2 separate regions of the Homo sapiens genome follow, and region 1 is linked to region 2. A link is an interaction called in ENCODE POLR2A ChIA-PET data of the cell type or tissue named here. Cell type or tissue: IMR-90. All regions are shown on one strand.

Region 1 (8,000 bases), 150 kb before region 2:
GCTTGCCCTCAAAGGTGAAACAAGACCAGCCGGCCCCTGTGCCCTTGCTCGTGCTGGTTCCTCTACCTGGAATGCTTTCCCTGTTTGTGCTCACTGCCACTTACCAAAGTCCTATCCGTCCTCCCAGGCACTGGACATGCCTTCTCTTTCACCATGGAATATCTACCGCCATTGGCCACAGCCATCTACTCCATGGAGGCACTTGCTGTACACCCCTTCCCTGATGGTTGTTTGGATCCTTGATGCACCACTGGGACTGTGGGGAGGGATCTTTTTTGTACCCCAGTGCCGCACACAGAATTGCACAGAGGATGACTTAATGAGTGAAGTGGATTTGTTGAAGTGAAAACCTCTTTTCATCCCAAATACAACAGGCTCTTCTTGAAGTGTTGTATGAAACAAAAACATAGCTGTAAAGATGGAAGATAAATAGACCCCATATCCTAAAAACACCATAATCAGAGGCATAAATCGGTGATAAGGTTTAAGATAAATGAAAAAGAGAAAGCCTTACTACTGTTTCAGAATACATTCCAGTGAATTTTAACAGCTGACTTCTCTAAGCTGTATAAGATAGTCTTTGTTTGGTTCCCTGTATTTGCTATATGGATAAGAAAAAATTACTTGAAAGTAAAAAAATAAAAAACAAAAAACAAAAAAAACCCACTTTTTTTTTTTCAGGGCCAGTTCTGTGACTATTGCAATTCTGAAGACCCCAGGAAAGCACATCCTGTCACCAATGCCATCGATGGATCTGAACGTTGGTGGCAAAGCCCTCCCCTGTCCTCAGGCACACAGTACAACAGAGTCAACCTCACCTTGGATCTGGGGCAGGTGAGCTACACTTTTAACTGGAATGGGAACATGAGCTTAGATCACTGTTTCTATGGGGATTTCTGATATAATAATTATTGTAAAAAAAAAACAAACTTCAGTTTTAATCCCCTCATCATTGTTAAACCTGTTACATTAACATTTGCTTCCCTTAAACCCAGAATAGGCCAGGCACAGTGGCTCATGCCTGTAATCCCAGCACTTTGGGACGCCGAGGTGGGTGGATCACTTGAAGTCAGGAGTTTGAGACCAGCCTGATCAACATGGTGAAACCCCATCTCTACTACAAATACAAAAATTAGCCGGGTGTGGTGGCGGATGCGTGTAATCCCAGCTACTTGGGAGGCTGAGGCAGGAGAATTGCTTGAACCTGGGAGGTGGAGGTTGCAGTGAGCCAAGATCGCGCCACTGCACTCCAGCCTGGGCAACAGAGAGAGACTCCATCTCAAAACGAAAACAAAAACAAAGCCCGGAACAGTGCCTGGCAGCATGCAGATAGATGCCCATCCCTGTCTATTAAATGAGATTAAAAAATAATTGTAAATAGTTTCATTGGCAAAGATATTTTTATTATTATTTTTAATTGTGGTAAAAGAGACACAACATAAAATTTGTCATCCTAACCATTTTTAAGTATATGGTTCAGTGGCATTATGTACATTGGCATCATTGTGCAACCATCGCCGTCATCCATCTCTAGAACCCTTTTCATCTTGCAAAACTGAAACTCTGTTCCCATTAAACAGCAACTCCCCATTCCCCTTTCTCCTGCCGCTCGCAGCCAACATTCTACTTCTCTTACTGTGAATTGACAACTCTAGGAAGCTCATATAAGTGGAATCATATAGTATTTGTCTTTTTGTGACTGGCTTCTTTAACTTGGCATGATTTTTTAAGGTCTTGAAAACATCAGGGAAAGTGAAAGAAGCTGGAAATAAAAGACTATCTTATATGATTCCATTTATATGGAATGTCCTGATAGGCAAATCTATAGAGAGAAAAGTAGCTTAGTGGTTGTCTAGGGCTAGGGGTTTTGGAGGAAATTGGGGCGTGACTAATAATAGGTATGTTTTTGGAGAGAGGGTGATGAAAATGTTCTAAAATTGATGATGATGATGGTTGGACAACTCTGTGAATATGCCGAAGACCATTGGCATGTACACTTTAGATGGGTGAACAGTATGGTATGTGAATTGTATCTCAATAAAACTGTTAAAAAAAAAAGGATTCATGGAAAGAGAGTGTTTCAAGAAAAAAAAAAAGGAGGGAGAAAATAACTGTGTCAAATGCCATTGATAAGCCAAATAGCAAAACACTGATAACTGAGCAGCAAATGACCATTGGATTTGCCAGTGTGGAGATCACTGGTGACTTTGATAAGAGAGCATTGAAAAGTTAACTGTAGGGAAATTAAGAGAGAATGTGAGAGGAATTGAAGTACCTAATACAGAAATCAATTTTAAGAGTTCTGCTCAATGGGGCAAAAAGAAATGGAGGAGAATCATTGAAAAGCCAGGTAAAGAGATTTCTTTGTTTATGATAGAGATAGCAACATGCTTGTGTGCTTGTGTGCAGATGGTAACGTAAACAGCAGGAAGAAGACTGTAGCTATTATTAGAACATTTTCATAACTGAGTTTGTTATGTTGATACTAATACTAAAACTAATGCTAATACTAATATTAATGTTTATACTATTCTTTTTGCTGGGAACAGTTAAGCATAGAGTACAGTTCATATAAAAAATACTACTTGAAAGAAAGAAAAAGGTAAATGCATCCCATAGCATAGAAATGGAATGATACTGAGATTTCTTAGAATGAATGTGTTCTTTTCATTTCGATTGGGCAGTTTTGTGACAGAAGGGCTTTCAACCTCTTTAGTCCATGTGTTGTGCTAAATTAGACCTCTCCTGAGAATATTTTCACCATTAATTTGTGTCTGCAGGAATTCACAGAGAGCCTTCATGGTTCAAAAGACTCTAATAAGCCTCCTTTCAACTATAAGTTAGTCTTATCCCTCTGATACCTAACCACTAGCATTCATTCAGTAGCTTCTGACAATACTAACCAAGAATTACCTACCATATCGATTTTTTTTTTTTTAGACAGGGTCTCACTCTATTGCTCAGGCTGAAGTGCAGTGGTGCAATCTCGGCTTACTGCAACCTCTGCCTCCCACGCTCAAGTGATTCTGGTGCGTCAGCCTCCCAAGTAGCTGGGACTACAGGCATGTGCCACCATGCCTGGCTAACTTTTTGTATTTTAAGTAGAGACAGGGTTTCACCATGTTGCCCAGGCTGGTCTTGAATTACTGAGCTCAGGCAATCCGCCCACCTAGGCCTCCCAAAGTACTAAGATTACAGGCGTAAGCCACCGTGACTGGCCTATATCGCTTATTTAACTGAGGGTTTTTATAGGTAACAGGGAATTTTAATCCTTCAAAATGACCCATACTGAACTTACCCATGTCTGCTGGCTTGTTCTTTTTTCTTTAGAACTTTTTTTTTAAACCTACTTTAAAAGCCTCCTTTTGATGTACTGAAAAATTCCCTAATTAAGACAATTAAGAAAACATCAACATAGGAACAGTTCAGTACTTTGCTGGTTGCTGACAAACGTGAGTCATGGCATGCATATGCATAAGGCCTGTGTCCACCCACCCGCTCTGCTCTGCGAGGCTGCTGAGAATGTGGGTTCTGGAGTCAGCCTGGCCAGTTTGTCCTGATTGCTCTGCTCACTTGCTGTGTGGCCTTAACAAATATATTTTTCTGCTCCCTGCCTCAGTTTCCTCATTTATAAAATGAGATAATTGTGCATCCCTCATAAGATTATTATGAGTTCTAAATGAGTTAATTGCTTCATTTAAAACTTCTTTAGAGCAGTCGTATTTTTTATTTAATAAAATAAAGTGAACTTTAATAAACTCTCATTAAAAAGAACAGACTGATCACATTTGTGCCTCTAGAAAACACTACCTATAATACTGTAGAAAATATTCTAAGAAAGTCTAGGAGCAGGAAAAGCATGATCAGTTATGTCAGACTGAAGACATTTCTTTCCTCTTCTGTGTTGGAGCATGACATGTTTTAACAAGCATGTTGTGTCTTGTAAGATTCCTATTTTTTGCCCCATTGGTAAGATCTGTGTTTTCTTCCTTTTGCTGGAATTAACCATGAGAATGTCACTGAGAGGTTAGATTTCATAATTAATAGTAACATTAAGACCTTAGAGGGAGAGAAGTGGGAATTTTGAGGCATGGTTGAGAAATAAAATGCAGATCATAAATTTGTTACTACAAAATCACTTCACCTGCTAAGAACTGAAATTTGATTTTGATGTGCTGTTGTCAATTTGACAGCTTATGCTGTTGTGAGGGTCTTGTTTTCTTTTAGACTAGTTGGTGTTTTTCATTGTTATTTTTTTGGCCAATAAGTTTGACAAATAAAAACATTACCTTCTGGACTTGATCTTTTTTTTTTTTTTTTTTTTTTTTTTTTGAGACAGAGTCTCACTCTGTCACCCAAGCTGGAGTGCAGTGGCGTGATATCAGCTCACTGCAACCTCCGTCTCCCAGGTTCAAGTGATTGCCTTACCTCAGCCTCCCAAATAGCTGGGATTACAGGTGCCCACCACCATGCCTGGCTAAATTTTTTTTTTTTTTTTTTTTTTTTTTTTTTAGTAGAGACAGGGTTTCACCATGTTGGCCAGGCTGGTCTCGAACTCCTGACCTTGTGATCCACCCATCTCGGCCTCCCAAAGTGCTGGGATTACAGGCATGAGTCACCGTGCCTGGTCCACAGACTTGATCTTAAAGGACAGTTTCCCCTTAAAACGTGGTAAATGTAGGACAGTTCTGTGATTCACTAGAGGCATCATACTTTCCGGGGTTGTTCAAGTTCATTTAATTATACATTATGCAGTAGTTTCAGGCTATAGAATGAGAACACGATGTCTTTCAGGAAGCTTTTGTATCATCTGGCCAGATATAATGAGTTCATTTTTACATTTAAAGCATGTAGATGTCCAGTTTTTAAAAGGAGAATCTTTGGAATCTAGGAAGCTTTGTTCTGCCTGGATTCCTGGTAGGGCATGGGCTTTGGAGATCTCTCCCGTGAGATCGGAAGGTGTAGTGGTGGGATCTACATATACACTCTGGACTTCCTCCAGAATCCAAACTCCAGAGTTCTATTCTATGGGCTCCCTATGTTCACCTTCCAGCTCCCTCCCCAGGGTGAGGTATAGAGAAAAACATGAGGAGGTGGGTGCGGAGGGAGTTCCTATGGTCCATGACTTCAGCCCCCGCAGAGCAAGCCTGACTCATTGTGTTCCAGGGAACAACAACAAAATTATCTGAAGAATTTTGAGGCTTGTATGCAATGTGTAATGTTTCCAAGAGTATTATTTTGTTATTTAAACCTGTTAGTAGTAAAAATAAACAAAGACAATCCCTCACCCCCAACATCAAGCCCTGAAAAGGACTGAGTGTTGGCTTCAGAGGATGGAGGTGTGAGGAGAGAAGGTGACGTTGCCCCTGCTCTGCAGGGCTGCGGGGGAGTGAGGCCTGGAGACAGCAGATGTGGCTGCAGGAGCAGAGCTGCTGAGATGGTCCTTTGGGCCTCGTAGAGGCAAAGGCTGTGATGTCCACAGCTCCCTGGTCCCCCTCTGAGTGGCAGCTGGGATGGATAGTTCCCACACCTGTTCCCTTGTCCCATCTCAAGGGCCTGCATCTGACTTTGCTTCCTGCCTGAAGGCTCTTTCTAGATTTACAGAGGCTTCTAAAAGCTGTGTCTAGAGCAGCCTGCAAGCCCAGCACTTAATGCCCCAAGGGGCAATCCTCATCCCAAGAGGGATGATAGTTGGTGGGAAAATACCGCATTTCCCTGCCTCTCAATGGGCCAGTTCTAAAGTGCCTTCTACATAATTCCTCAGAGTGTCCCTGGTAGGATGGAGCCGTGGTTGGGTTGCTCTGGTGGCAGCCTACTCATTAACACATTGATTTTTGGCTTTTCTCCCTCCCTTATGTTCCTCTCTTCCCAGTTTGTGCTTCTTGAGGTCAACTCTTAAATAAACTACCTCTACTCAAGTCTTTGCCTCAGGGCTTTAGAGAGGGCCCAAACTAAGACAGAAGAAAGAGAGTCCAGATGGACATAGTGGTTCATACCTGCAGCCCCAACCACTCAGGAGGCAGAGGCACGAGGATCACTTGAGCACAGGAGTTAAATCCAGCCTGGGCAACTCAGTGAGACCCCATCTCTAAATAAATAAATAAACAAATAAGGAAAGGAAGCCTAGATTGAGACCCTGAAACCCCCTGCAGGTGTTAACACAGGCAAATACTATGAAAATGTTATTTAAAATGCAAAAAATAGAAAATTCAGAAATTGTTTCTAAAGCTCCAAGGTTAAATGTAATAGGGGAAACTGCATTATAAATTTTAAGGAAAAATATTAATAGGTCACAGGAGAAATGCCCCATTACTCTACCTTTCTAATTTTTCATGAATTCATCACAGACAGTGAACTCCCCAGGAGCCAGATGCAAATACAGGATCCAATCATCTGAGAGTGAATTCAGTATGTAGTTGCATTCTAGAATCTTTTTTTTTTTTTTTTTCCTGATTCCCTTCAACTTTTATGAGACTTTGGTGGGTGAATCCAAAACATTCTTTGTAGCTGACTCAGATGTGGAGGGAAGCCTGGGCTAGTTTCTGATACTTTTGGGGCTTGAGGACTTTGGAGATTAACTTGGCTCTACAGATGGTTGGCTGATGAGGTCACTAAGGAGGGTGACTCAGCTGGTTCCCCGGGTGGACACAGCCCAATCCAGAAGGTGGATGGCTCTTGGTTTTGACCCAGTCTTTCTGGATTCCTGAGGAATTGTGTAGACTATAAGCTTCAGGAGGCCAGGGACTATGTCTTGTTTTGTTCACTGTGTTCTGTTCACTACATGATGTTTTGCTTCCAACATCTTGCACAGTGTTTAGCATACAATAGTTGTTTAATAAATATTTGCTGAGTTAATGTAGAATGAACCAAGGATGACTCAGCATCAGCCTGAACTTTCCCAGGGTATAGTAGTAATGGAAACATATTGCTGTGAGACCAAATCTCTGGGTGAGGGTGGAAGAGTTTTAGCTCTGTAATTAATTACGGTTCGTTCCATTTATGACACTTGAGTCTCTCTGCAACATTTTAAGAGTATTTTATAGCTATAACAAAATTAGAAAATACAGAAGATTATATTTAGAACAATTTTGCTATTAATAAATGGTGTTTTTTTGTTTTTGTTTTTGTTTTTTTTGAGATGGAGTCTCACTCTGTCACCAGGCTGGAGTGCAGTGGCGCAATCTCGGCTGACTGCAACCTCTGCCTCCCAGGTTCAAGTGATTCTCCTGCCTCAGCCTCCCGAGTAGCTGGGACTACAGGCACGGACCACCACACCCAGCTAATTTTTTTGTATTTTTAGTGTGATGGGGTTTCACCATGTTGATCAGGATGATCTTGATTTCTTGACCTCGTGATCCACCCACCTCAGCCTCCCAAAGTGCTGGGTTTACAGGCATGAGCCAATAAATGTGTTATTAATGAACATCATCATGAGGCACAGCCCTTGAAGTCAAACAATTCATTAGTGGGTAGAAAAACAGGTGCCAATAAAATCCTCTGGGCTACTAGGGATAGAATATTATCCTTTATGGTCCTTTAGTAACTTCAAAGTGTTAATTTGGGGTGCTTTGAAGTAATTTATACATTAGGAAGAATCTGGAAATCAGGTGTTTTCTTTTAATACATGAAAAACTCATTCTGGGTGCAGTGTCTCATGTCTATAATCTCAGCACTTTGGGAGGCCAAGGTGGGAGGATTGCTTGAGGCCAGGAGTTCAAGATCAGCCTGGGCAACACTGTGAAAGCCCCTCTCTATAAAAAAATAAAATAATTAGCCAGGCATGGTGGCACACACTTGTAGTCCTAGCAACTCAGGAGGCTAAGGTGGGAGGACTGCTTGAGCCCAGGAGTTGGAGGCTGTAGTGAGCTATGATAGCACCAGTGAACTCCAGCCTGGGTGACAGAGTAAGACCCTGCCTCTATTAAAAAAAAAAGTCTCTCTCTCTTTCTCTGTATATATGTATATATACACACATTCAATTGGTTCTGTTTCTCTGGAGA
Region 2 (8,000 bases):
GCTGCCCGTGGAGCTTTCTGTAGTACATCATGCACCCATCACCCCAGGGATGCCACGACCAAGACGTTTCCATCCCTTGCTTCTCTCCCTCTTTCCAGTTTGTGGATATGCTGGGCTGGCACCTGGAGACAGCAGACAGAGTGGACATCCCTGTCTCTTTCAACCCAGGCAGCAACAGTATGGTGGCGGATCTCCAGGAGCTGCCCGCAACCATCCACAGCGCGTCCTGGGTCGCACCCACCTCCTACCTGGGGGACAAGGTAATGATGTCCTGCTGTTCTTCTGGGCCCTCAGTGGGCCTCTGCTATTGCTGCATGAGCATCATTTCCTGGAAATCTGGAAGGAAGCATCCAGCAGTTCAGGTTACTAACGTTCCAGAAATGAGCTGAACTAAAAGTGAGGAAGAGACCCTGCCTCCTGCTGTGAGGGGCTGAGCAGGCACACACTGCGCCCCACCATTGCCATGCATGAGCTACCAGCAAAGGAAATCACCCACAATGTTTTTCTCAGTTTTTACCTAATGTCAAAGAATTTTCCTCCAGGGAAATAACCATTTAAATACTATCTATTGCAAATGGGACATGCGTGCTTTTAAATGCCAATGCTGAGAATTCTTTATTTTAAGGCAGAAGAAAGCCTCTTTGTTAGGAAAACGAAAGCTAACAAGTGACTCACAAGCTTATTAAAAGAAACACAGGATCTGGTGGCAGTTCGACTTTCCTAAGTAGAATCACATAGTTACACACTCCTCAGGAACTTACAAACCACTTGCTCTTCCTTTGCTGCAAGAGTTATTATGCCAGAGGCTGGCCACCTCCATCCATTTTATGAGGACAGAAATGCAGGCCTCATGTGGAAACATGAGGTGACATATGTTTCTTAGCAAGGGTGGAACTTGCTAACGGGTGGATTTCACAGGGCCTGGCTCAGGGGATGCCAAATTCTCACATTAGGAAGACTAAAATAATAGGGCCTTGTTGGCCTGAGGTCTCTAACTTTGTCTTCTGGGTGAAGGACTGTGGGTTTTGACATCTGAGTGTGGGAAATGTTGCCTCTCTTCTATGATCCCACTTCTCTTTCACTTAATACTCCTCTTTACCGCTATATGACGGGCCCATGTGTTGATTATCTATTGCTATGTAACAAATTACTCCAACACTTCGCAGCTTAAAGCAGTAATGATTATCTTGGATGAGGAATTCAGGAGGGGATGGCCCAGAGTCTTCCTAGGTTACTGTCAAGATGTCAACCAGGGCTGTAGTCCCCTGGGACTGCAGCATCTGCTTCCAAGCTCACCCACATGGCTGTTAGCAGGCCTCTGCTTCTGGCTAGCTGTGGGCTGGAAGCCTCCATTTCTCATCACGTGAGACCCTCCATAGGCTACCTGAGGGTCCTCATGACATGACAGCTGGCTTCCCCCAAAGCAACTTATGGGGGGTGGGTAACAGGGTGGGGGAGAGAGAGAGAGAGAGAAAGAGAGAGAGAGAGAGAGAGCTAGCTCAAGACAGAAGCTGCAGTGTTTTTGTAACCTAATTTCAGAACTGCCATGCCCTCACTTCTCCTTTATTCTATTCATTAGCAGCAAGTCACTAAGCCCAGCCCACACTCAAAGGGAGGGGAATTTGGTGGCTCACGCCTGTAATCCCAGCACTTTGGGAGGCCGAGACAAGCGGATCATCTGAGGTCAGGAGTTTGAGACCAGTCTGGCTAACATGATGAAACACCTGTTTTTACTAAAAATACAAAAATTAGCTGGGCATGGCGGCAGGCGCCTGTAGTCCCAGCTACTCAGGAGGCTGAGCCAGGAGAATCATTTGAACCTGGGAGGCGGAGGTTGCAATGAACTGAGCTCGAGCCATTGGACTCCAGCCTGGGCGACAGAGCGAGACTCCATCTCAACAAAACAAAACAAAAAGGAGGAGGGGGAATTAAGCCCCACCTCTTGAAGGCAGGAGTGCAAAGAATTTGTGGCCATGTTTTTAAAACCACTTTAAGCCCATCAAAAAAGCAATACTTAAATCACAATAATAATTCAAGACATTGCCTTGGAATACTTCCAGGCTTGAAGATCAAAGCTCTGTAAGGCTTTGTCAGGTTACAGACTCTAGGGAAAAGCTTCTGTTGAATGGGATCCTAGAAGAGCGTGGCTTCTTTCCCCTGCCTGCTCTAAGTTGTTGGCATTTTCCTATAGGTTATTTTGTTCTGTCTAATCAGAGGTGACCTTGCCTGTGATTTTCATCCTTCTGTCACTTCTTCCTTCTTGATTGTGTTTTACTTAAAGGATGGGAGGTGTCAGGACCCAAGGTGTGAAGTAGCTGTCAGAAAACTGACCATTCACTCCATGTCCTCACCACCATCATGCTGCTTGTGGGACATTGAGAGGTCTGTGCACCTGCTGGAGTTGTCAGCCATGGCTACTGTACACAGCAGAACTCACAATAATTTGGGAAATGTTCACCATCTGCTTTCAGGAGAATTGTTTTTGGAGAAAATTTATTTTTAGAGGTTATTTTGTGACTGATAGATATTATCCAGTTCTCTCAGTTAAAAAAGAAACCAATGGCCTAGATTTCCTAGAATAGTTGTGGATTAAATAAACATTTTGGTTTAGTAATCATCTAGAAAAAAAAAGGAACACGACTATTATTTTTCTTACTTTCTTTCTTTTCTTTCTTTCATTTTTTTTTTTTTTTAAAAGAGACAGGGTCTTGCCCTGTTGCCCAAGCTGCACTGCAGTGGTACAATAATAGCTCACTGCAGCCTCAAACTCCTGGGCTCAAGCGATCTTTCCACCTCAGCTTCCTGAGTAACTGGGACTACAGGTGTGCACCACCACACCTGACTAATTTTTAAATATTTTTGTAGAGACAGGGTCTCGCTGTATTGCCCTGGCTGGTCCCTAATTCCTGACCTCAAGTGATCCTTCTGCCTCGGCTTCCCAAAGTGTGGGATTATAGGCATGAGCTACTACACCCAGCCATATTTTTCCTTTTAATAAAGGTATCTTCTTGCTTGTAAAACTCAATCATGTTCATGCTAAACATTTCAAATGACATTAAAAATAGCATAAAGTAGAAAAAATACCATCCTCAACCCCACCTCCTAGATACAACCCTTGTTACCAGGTCGAGTGTGTTTCTTTCCACACCTTGTGTGCCTAAGTGCTTTTCATGCGGGTTGATGTTGACATCATCTCTTTTAATGCTTGTGCTATTGATGCTATTAATTCCATTTTAGGTTTCTTCATATGGTGGTTACCTCACTTACCAAGCCAAGTCCTTTGGCTTGCCTGGCGACATGGTTCTTCTGGAAAAGAAGCCGGATGTACAGCTCACTGTAGGTATCAGAGCATGACCTAAGTGGCAGGAAGTGGCAGTTGCAGTTGGTGCTGATCTAAATTTAGGACATCTTGATATGTGGCCTACAAAAAGTTTAGATTAAATCATTTCCAATATTTTGCAGAAACTAAATGAAAGTTGAAAGCATGTAACATCTTTTCAGGATCCTGCCTCCTCTGACCAAATGTTGTCTGTCTTCTCTGCCTCCAAAGTACTTAACCGTATTTTGCTTTTGCCTCTCACAAGTTACTGCCTCATGTTAAACTTTTTTTGAACTTTTTTTATCTTTGTAGAGACAGGGTCTCACTGTGTTGCCCAGGTTGGAGTTGAACTCCTGGCCTCAAGCAATCCTCCTGCCTTGGCCTCCCCAAGCACTGGAGTTATAGGCACACACCACCATGGCCAGCTGAGGAGTTTTTAATTTTAATTTTTGTAGAGATAGGATCTCACTATGTTGCCCAGGCTGGCCTCAAACTCCTAGGCTCAAGCAATTCTCCCTGCTCAGCCTCCCAAAGCTCTGGGATTACAGGCGTGAGCCACATGTCCAGCCACATATTAAGCATTTTTTATGTTTCTATCTTTCAATTTTGTTTCATAAATGTCTTTGAATCCTTACCACGGGGCAAGATCATATTGTTGGACTCTGTAAAGGACAGGTGACCCCTTTTCTCAAAAGGAGGGGAGATTAGAGAAATATGCCAGGAACTCCAACCCACTGAATGGTAACTATTGGAGGAGAGCCAAACAGGGCCCTCTCAGTGCTGGGGTCTGGGTAGGGGGAATGGGAGTCATGTGGTCTGAGAGGCCCTTAGAAGACTTTGTGGTTCATTTTGAGCTAAGTCTTTAAGAATGGGCATAAGAAGAGAAGTGCCCTTCCAGGGGCAGGGACAAAGGCTAACAGGACTCGGGGGTGGTACAGGGCAGGAGGCTGTGCTCATGGATGACCAGTCCAATGGGGCTGTATCATCAGTGTGTGCAGAGTCATTGAAAACAAGTCTGGAAGGGTTTGATGCTATAACAGGATTTTTAGTCTGCCTCCCTGGTTCAAGCAATTCTCTTGCCTCAGCCTCCTGAGTAGCTGGGATAATAGGCATGGGCCACCATGCCCGGCTAATTTTTGTATTTTCTTTAGAGATGGGGTTTCACCATGTTGGCCAGGGTGGTCTCAAACTCCTGACCTCAAGTAGTCCACCCACCACTGAGGGGACGTTTGTTTTTTGAGAAAGGAAGTAACAACATCCACACACTATGTGCCTGGCACACAATCCAGTGCGGCAGTCTAGAAAATTCCTTGAGGGCAAGGGTAGTATCACATCCTACTTTGAATTCCCCACGACACAGGGCATAATACCCTAAACATAGGGTAGGGTGCCACTGCCTGAAGTCGGCTCTATTTCTGGTTTATTGGGTGTGATTAATGCGATGTAATGATAGCTTTGGGAAAGGTTTTCTCATGTCATGTACTGTATACAGGGACCAGCAAGTCACACACACCTCATCACAGCATATTCTTGGTAGATATTTGTGTTCAGGCACTGCTGTGTTGCTTTGTTTTTACTGGTATGCAAATCTACTAAACTGTTTTAAAAACTCCAAGGAACCTTTGCAGAATATCTTGAAGATAAAGCAGCAAAGATTTTAGAGTTATAGTCTAAGGAAAAATAGCTACACAGTAAAAACACAGTCACAGCAGTGCTGTATTTCAGTTTCATGTTTTTGCAGAGCATCTTGTAGTTCAGGCCAGGCGTATTTTTTTACTGCCAAAGAGTTTATTGTGCAAACCATTAGAATTCACTGAGAGGTAATGACCAAATTTTCTGTTTAATTTTACCTTCAAACATGGAAAATAATTTAGGCTCACAAAACATTTTCCCTGCTGCTTTGTTCTAATCCACTGTAATTAAGAGCCTCTAGGGCATGTTTCTTAGATTAAGGTTTTAAATGATATGTGATCCTAGGTAATGGCCTTCTTTCTGAAATACCAGCCCTAATGAAATACCAAACACCTTTAGGGTTTTGTGCTACAGCAGAAAAGCTGGGACATGTGTGTGTTTTTGCAGCAGGGTTGCTGATGGTAGGGTGCTGATGCAGTAGTGCTGGCCACCCCACCTTGCCCTGTTAAGATGCACATGTGAGCCACCATAATGGGGTGGGCTGGAGGCTGAGAGCGAGTGAGGCTGGGTCCCACAGGGGGAGGCAGCAGGGGAATTTTTCGCTCCACATGCCAGCTGCAGCTCCCTGCATGTGCCAACCCTCTGCCCTCCCCACCCTCCTCAGTAACCCACCCACCAAAGCACTTTCTTCCCACCGCAGGCTGGTTCGGTGGCCAGTAATGAAAACAGCACTTCCTGCATTGACTGCAAGGCATAGTTTAAAAAATTTTTTTTTCTGCCAGGTGCAGTGGCCCACACCTGTAATCCCAGCACTGCGGGAGGCCAAGACAGGTGGATCACTTGAGGTCAGGAGTTTGATACCAGCCTGGCCAACATGGTGAAACTACTAAAAATACAAAAATAAGAAGGGTGTGGTGGTGAGCACCTGTAATCCTAGCTACTAGGGAGGCTAAGGCAGGAGAATCGCTTGAACCCGGATGCCAGAGGTTGCAGTGAGCCAAGGTTGTGCCATTTCACTCCAGCCTGGGCAAGAGAGTGAGATTCCATCCCTGCCAAAAAAAAAAAAAAAAGAAAAAAAAAAGAAATTCCATCTTTTTAAGCTATTTTTGTCCAAGGCAATTTTCCTGATTTCCTATTTGTGAAAAGACACTGTGTTACTTATAATTATTCTGTTTCCATGTCACTAATATTTTTACCAGTCAGTTAATTCTGAACTATTTTTTTAAGTCAGGTATGTCATATGATGTAGACCATAGAAATGTTTTCTTAGATCAGTTATAAATCTTGAAAGATCCCAGTGAAGGTACTAACACATTCATGGTTTTCTTTAAACAGGGTCAGCACATGTCCATCATCTATGAGGAGACAAACACCCCACGGCCAGACCGGCTGCATCATGGACGAGTGCACGTGGTCGAGGTAAAGGAAGAGCAACCATAGGATGGTCCTTTCTGTTTTGTGACTTAATTATTTCAGACAATCATGATTTTTACTCATTTTAAGAATTGTAAAATATGGATTCTATTTATATAAATATGTTTATATATACAGGTTGAGCATCCTTAATCTGAAAATCCAAAATCCAAAATGCCCCAAAACGCAAACTATTTTGAGCACCAACATGACACTCAAAGGAAATGCTCACTGGAGCATTTCAGCTTTCAGATTTTCAGATTAGAAATTCTCAGTGGGTAAATACAATGCAAATGTTCCAAAATAGAAAAAAAATTCTGAAACTTGGATCACTTCTGGTCACAAACATTTCAGAGATACCCAACTTGTATAGATTCAAAACATGAATTATATAAAATGTGGAGTGTTTGATGCCCATGTGGCTTTCTTGGTACCATCTGTCCAGCCTTTTTACACTTTCTCTCCCATTTCACAATTAATTATCCATATCTTAAAAACCCCATGAGTCAGCCTGGGCAAGATGGCAAAACTCTGTCTGCACAAAAGCAAAATTCAATAGGCATGGTGGGGTGTGCCTGTAATCCCAGCTACTTGGGAAGCTGAGATGGGAGGATCGTTTGAGCCCAGGAGGTCGAAGCTGCAGTGAGCCATGGTCACGCTACTGCACTCCAGCCTGGGCAACAGAGTGAGACCCTGTCTCAAACAAACAAACAAACAAAAAACCTGTGAGCTTATAAATGCTATGACATAGCTCTCTGTCATCCTCAGGTCTCCCTCAGTGCCTGAGACCTGGTTAATGTTCAACATATGCTTAGGATGAATGAATAGAAAAGCTATGAAAATGTTTTACATCCAAAGAAATAAGAGTAATACTAGCAAAATAAAGGAAAGCTCATCAGATCATAAAACTTTTGTTATACTTATTTGGTTACAACTATTCCTTAAAAATAGTGTTCCATTTATATTATTAAATATGACCAGTACCTCTAGGTGAAACTTTTTGAGTACTTTGAACTTGCAGACATATTTTAATGTTTCTGAAAAGGTACATCTATACAATGGAATACTATCTGGCAATAAAAGAAACAAAATATTGATACTTGCTATAAGACACAAAAAAAGTATCATATTGTATGATTCTATTTATGTGAGACAGGTGATATCAGTAAAATGATAGAGAATCTCTAAAAATTCTGTCCTTCATAAAAGCAATGAGAGAACTGGCAAACAGGGAAAAAAAGTTCAGAATCAACGTTTTCAGAACTCTGGAAATTACTCAAAGCCTTGCAGCCATCTGGAAATGGCACACAATGTATAAAGATGCAATTTATATGATAGTAACATACCAGAGAAGAGGAGGGAATGATACTAATAGAAACAAAGTTTTTGTATACTGTTGAAATTAAGCTGGCATTTATATAAATCGTCCAGCATGGACACATGCATAGAGACAGAATGTAGATTAGTGGTTGCCTGGGTTTGAGGGTGGTAATGGGTAGTGACTACAAATTGACACAAGGGTTCTTCTTAAGGTAATAGAAATGTTCTAAAATTACATTATGATGATGTTTGCATGCTTCCGTAAATTTATTACAAATTGTATGCTTAAAATGAGGGAATATTATTGTATGTAAAT

What was found. Peaks named below come from ENCODE experiments on the same cell type or tissue, not always from the same donor. Only the 100,000 strongest peaks of a DNase experiment are listed, where the experiment ranks them.
Region 1: POLR2A ChIA-PET joins it to region 2 with 12 read pairs; 3 of 35 experiments call an interaction of 5 or more read pairs at or near these places.

The regions. Positions count from the first base shown.
Region 1 is chr18:23,713,239-23,721,238 of GRCh38, forward strand. It overlaps LAMA3 (laminin subunit alpha 3), which reads left to right. Exons shown (of 75, transcript NM_198129.4): 2 at 682-834. Among named protein-coding and RNA genes, the nearest start is that of LAMA3, 28 kb to the left of the region's middle. RefSeq lists enhancers at 6,730-7,230, 7,231-7,731. In IMR-90, no CTCF peak of the experiment used is centred here; DNase peaks (open chromatin) are centred at 3,493, 4,676, 5,173 and 6,563; H3K27ac peaks cover 2,211 bases.
Region 2 is chr18:23,861,548-23,869,547 of GRCh38, forward strand. It overlaps LAMA3 (laminin subunit alpha 3), which reads left to right. Exons shown (of 75, transcript NM_198129.4): 35 at 99-260; 36 at 3,238-3,336; 37 at 6,287-6,370. Among named protein-coding and RNA genes, the nearest start is that of LINC02958, 120 kb to the right of the region's middle. In IMR-90, no CTCF peak of the experiment used is centred here; a DNase peak (open chromatin) is centred at 704; H3K27ac peaks cover 1,232 bases.